Regions from separate parts of the Homo sapiens genome. Here region 2 is linked to region 1. Evidence: read pairs that join two places in POLR2A ChIA-PET (ENCODE). Cell type or tissue: PC-9. All regions are shown on one strand.

Region 1 (2,500 bases):
CGGGAGGCTGAAGCAGGAGAATTGCTTGAACCCCGGAGGTGGAGGTTGCAGTGAGCTGAGATCATGCTGCTGCACTCCAGCCTGGGTGACAGGGTGAGACTCTATCTCAAAGCAACAAAGCAAAACCAAAAACATTTCTTGCTTCCCAATCCCCTCAACTTTTTTTTTTTTTTTAGATAGAGTCTCACTCTGTTACCCAGGCTGGAGTACAGTGGTGCTATCATGGCTCACTGTAGCCTCGATCTCCCAGGTTCAAACAATCCTCCCACCTCAGCCTCCCGAGTAGCTGGGACTACAGGGGCATGCAACCACACCCGGCTAACTTAAAAAAGAAAGAAAAGAAAAAAAAACTTGTAGAGACAGGGTTTCACCATGTAGCCTAGGCTGGTCTTGAACTCCTGAGCTCAAGCGATCCACCCGCCTCAGCTTCTCAAAGTGCTGGGATTATAGGTATGAGCCACCATGCCCAGCCAATCCCCTCATCTTTTACCTTACAATCAAATATTTTTTCATTCTCTTTGGAATACTCCATAGCACATTCATATTTCTTACATAGCACTAACACGTAAAGTGCCTTTTCTCTCCTAAATTCCTAGAGAATAGAAACTCTGCCCTTTTTTATCTTTGTATTCTTCCTAGCATCTATTAGAGTACACTTCACAGAATAAATGTATTATTAAATATAAATTGAGGCCAGGTGCAGTGGCTCACGCCTGTAATCCCAGCATTTTGGGAGGCTGAGGCAGGCGGATCACTTGAGCTCACAACTTCGAGACCAGCCTGGGCAACATGGGGAAACCCTGTCTCTACTAAAAATAAAAAAAATTAGCTGTGTGTGATGGTGCACGCCTGTAGTCCCAGCTCCTCGGAAGGCTGAGGTGGGAGGATGGCTTGAATTGCCATGTCAAAAAAAAAAAAAAAAAAAAAATATATATATATATATATATATACACACACACACACACACACACACACACAGACACACACATACATATAGAGATAGATTGATTGAATTGATAGATTGGGTTATGTCTCTGGATAGAATATACCAGTAATTCAGATCCTAGTATTATTTCTTATTACTATTAGACTTGACACCTCAACCTCAGTTTCTTATGCTAAACTGTATCATATTTGTCCCTCCTCAAAGCCTGTGGCCCAAATATGTATCAGAGCAGGGACGGTAAGGAGGCGAGAGGTGGTGGTTTGTTTTTCTGTGAGAAGAAAATTGGACTGCGTTGGTGTTTATAAGTATGAGGGAGATGGGACATTGTGTGCTCAACCCAACTTCCCCTTTTCTGAGAAATTATTTCTTACACAATTCAGAAATACAGTTGACTCAGCTCTGCCACCTAGTGGGCAGTTTAATATACTGTCAAAATTCTTAGTCCAAGAATTGTCTCAAACAAATAAAAGCTTTTCTGAGAGCCAAAACAGCCCAGATCACTCCCCTGAGTGGCAAAGATGATTTTTGATTATGAGAAGGAACAAATGAAGGAAATGTGGTGTTCATGACTGAGGGAAAGAAATTCTACATTAAAACAAGTTTCTATTTTTTTATCCAGACTGACAATTAATAATACTTTCTTTTCTAAGAAAAAATTTTAAAACATTTATTTATTTTTCTAGATCCATCAATGCCTTTTGAAAAAATGAATTAATTTTTTTAAGAGATGGGCCTCTCTCTTGCCCAGGCTGGAGTGCTGTCGTGCGATCAGTTCACTGCAGTCTCTGACTCTTGGGCTCAAGCAACCCTCGGCCTCAGCCTCCTGAGGAACTGGGACTACCACCATGCCTAGTTAATTTTAAGTTTTTTGTAGATATGGGGGTCTTGCTATGTTGCCCAGTCTGGTCTCTAACTCTTGGGCTCTAGTGATCCTCCTACCTCGACCTTCCAAAGTGTTGGGATGACAGGCATGAGCCACTGTGCCAGATCAGTACTTTCTTTTTTTTGAGATGGAGTTTTGCTCTTGTCGTCCAGGCTGGAGTGCAATGGGGCGATCTCGGCTCACCGCAACCTCCACCTCCCAGGTTCAAGCGATTCTCCTGCCTCAGCCTCCCAAGTAGCTGGGATTACAGGCATGCGCCGCCACGCCTGGCTTATTTTGTATTTTTAGTAGAGACAGGGTTTCTCCATGTTGGTCAGGCTGGTCTTGAACTCCTGACCTCGGGTGATCTGCCCACCTTGGCCTCCCAAAGTGCTGGGATTACAGGTGTGAGCCACCATGCCCGGCCAGTACTTTCTTTGTTAATTATATTTTGTCATCTATATATCTATATATATGCATTATAACGCAGTTGCACAAACATTTGATTCTCACCAGGTAAGCAGGAAGACATTTTGCAGAAGAGAATATTGTGATTCAGAGAACTCAAATGACTTGCCTATGATCACACAGCTAGGACAAAATTCCTAGTGAGTCCCTGAGCCTTAAAAAAAAGATTTTTTTTAAGTCCAAGATTGTCCAAGTGTGGTGGCTCACACCTGTAATTCCAGCAC
Region 2 (2,500 bases), 540 kb before region 1:
AAGTGCAGTGGCATGATCTTGGCTCACTGCAACCTCTGCCTCGCAGGTTCAAGTGATTCTCCTACCTCAGCCTCCTGAGTAGCTGGGAATACATGTGAACACCACCATACCCAGCTAATTTTTGTATTTTTAGTAGAGACGGGGTTTCACAGTGTTGGCCAGGCTGGTCTTGCACCCCTGACCTCAGGTGATCCACCCGCCTCGGCCTCCCCACTCATCCAATGTTGGGTTTCTTCAGAGCTATATATATATATATAGGCATGACCAAATATCCTAAAAGACATTGCACTTCATCATTCCATGTCTTTAGACATTTAAGGGCCATGGATGGTGATCTCCTCCACAGACCAAATAAATGCTGGTGCACAACAGGTAAGTGTAGTATAATTTGGGTACATCAGCTTTCGGCATTTAAACCATGCATGGGTCAGACATGTTAGAGCAAGAGGGCAGGTTGGATCCTGATAGCAGGAGGGAGTGTTTTTCTCTTAACTTTCCAATAGCATCATGGTGTTTACCACTGTCATTTCAGAGTGAGACAACAATTTTTTGTTGGTTTTCTTTCTGATCTTTGGTTTTTTTTGCAACCGGGGTCTCACTGTTGCCCAGGCTGGAATGCTGTGGCAACATGACAGCCCAGTACAGTCTTGACCTCTTGACCTTCAGGGCTCAATGAATCATCCTACCTCAGCTTCCCAAGTGCTGGAGTTAGGCACACACCACCACGCCCAGCTTATTTATTTACTTTCTGAGACAGGGTCTCACTCTTTTGCCCAGTCTGGAGTGCAGTGGTGTCATCTGGATTCACTGCAGGCTCGAACTCCTGGGCTCAAGTCATCCTCTCAACTCATACTCCTGAGTAGCTGGGACTACAGTTGGGTGCCACCATGCACCCAACTGTATATTTTTGTATATTTTGTAGAAATTGTTTCACCATTTTGCCCAGGAAGATAGTCTCAAACTCCAGGGCTCAAGTGATCCTCCTGCCTCGATATCCCAAAGTGCTGGGATTACAGGCAGTTATTTTGACAGTACAATTATGATGGGTTAAACTGAGACGTACGGCAGGAAGGTTAGGATGAGTCAGACAGGTTCGATAAACAGGTTTTGCTTGATGTAACCCCGAGTTGCATCGTGAGTTCAATCAGGAGGAATACAGGTGAAATTTGGCACAGGATGTACCAATGGGTCATTATGGTCAAAAGTGGTTGGTGGTTTAAGGTGGCAAACCCAGCACCTTGTCACATTTCCCACAGTGGCAATGGTTTGTGAGATTCTGATCAGAGAATTATCCCTCCCTGATGTAATCAAATTAATTAAGGACAGTAAAACAGAAATCTGATCATAGGCATTTTGCTATGTATGTATGTATATGTATATACATGTACGTGCAATAGGACTAGTGTGTCATATCTTTAGAGAATATACATATAGGGTGATTTTACCAAAACCAATAGGATACGACCCCTACAACTTAAAGGAGCCCTGATGGTGTATGTATTCCAGTCAAGAGAAAAAGAGACTAACTCTTCCAGGTGCAGTGAGCACTGGAATTGTGAACAGCTGGTTATACAGGCCAGTATCTTGGGTGGAAGTGGGCTACAACAGATGTCAGCTACTTGCCATCTTCGTCAGGAAGATGGCAGGTCACCTTTAAGTGAAAACCTCCACTGACAGATGTCCACTCTGGTAGGGTTGCCTTTTAGATATGAGAAACATGAATCTGTGTGTCAATGCCCTTATATTTACTGCCACAGAGATGAGGCAATAATACCTGATGTGAGCCAGGTGCAGTGGCCCACACCTCTGGTCCCAGCTATTTGGGAGACTGAGGCAGGAAGATGGCTTGACCCCAGGAGATAAAGGCTACATTGAGTCATAATTACGCCACTGCATTCCGGCCTGGGCAACAGAGTGAGACCCCATCTCAAAAAAATAAATTAATATTAATAATACCTACGTGGTGCCCTCCAGTGGACTTGGAGGGAGTATTTTATTTGATGTTGTTTCCAGTAAGCGACATCTCCAGTTTATAGGCATAGTTTTTGATATTTTCATCTCCCATCAGCTCATTATGAAAGGCATCCTTTATTAATTTGGAGCTCTTCATAAGAAGTTTTGTGAGACCTTAGAAATAATGGAGAATGTTACCTTTAAGAAGTGCAGTGCAGGTTCATAAGCCCCTTCATCTAACCACTGCATGGGTCTTCCTGTTCTAATTTCAAAGGGAGGGAGTGAAAGTTTTCCAGAAACAGTGGGGGATCTTTGGCCAGAGAAGGTTAAAAACTTCTGTTAGCTTTGCCAATTGAGTTTTTATCTTATCATTATTAAGTTGCACTAGTCCAGAGGATTAGGGGTGATAGGCACAATGGAAATGTTGGGACATAGGTCAAACGTTACAAATGGATCCAACTATCTGACTGATAAGGTGTGTTCCTCAGTTGCTATGGAGATCAGATGGCACTCCCCATGAGGAATGATTTTCTCTAATCACAGTCTA

The links. ChIA-PET counts read pairs that join two places held together with the same protein. Peaks named below come from ENCODE experiments on the same cell type or tissue, not always from the same donor. Only the 100,000 strongest peaks of a DNase experiment are listed, where the experiment ranks them.
Region 2: POLR2A ChIA-PET joins it to region 1 with 5 read pairs; 1 of 35 experiments calls an interaction of 5 or more read pairs at or near these places.

The regions. Positions count from the first base shown.
Region 1 is chr1:146,006,095-146,008,594 of GRCh38, forward strand. No RefSeq gene overlaps it. Among named protein-coding and RNA genes, the nearest start is that of TXNIP, 11 kb to the left of the region's middle. In PC-9, CTCF peaks have their summits at 1,374 (motif pointing left) and 1,575; a DNase peak (open chromatin) is centred at 1,337.
Region 2 is chr1:145,470,498-145,472,997 of GRCh38, forward strand. No RefSeq gene overlaps it. Among named protein-coding and RNA genes, the nearest start is that of TRN-GTT9-1, 3.7 kb to the right of the region's middle. In PC-9, no CTCF peak of the experiment used is centred here; a DNase peak (open chromatin) is centred at 1,043.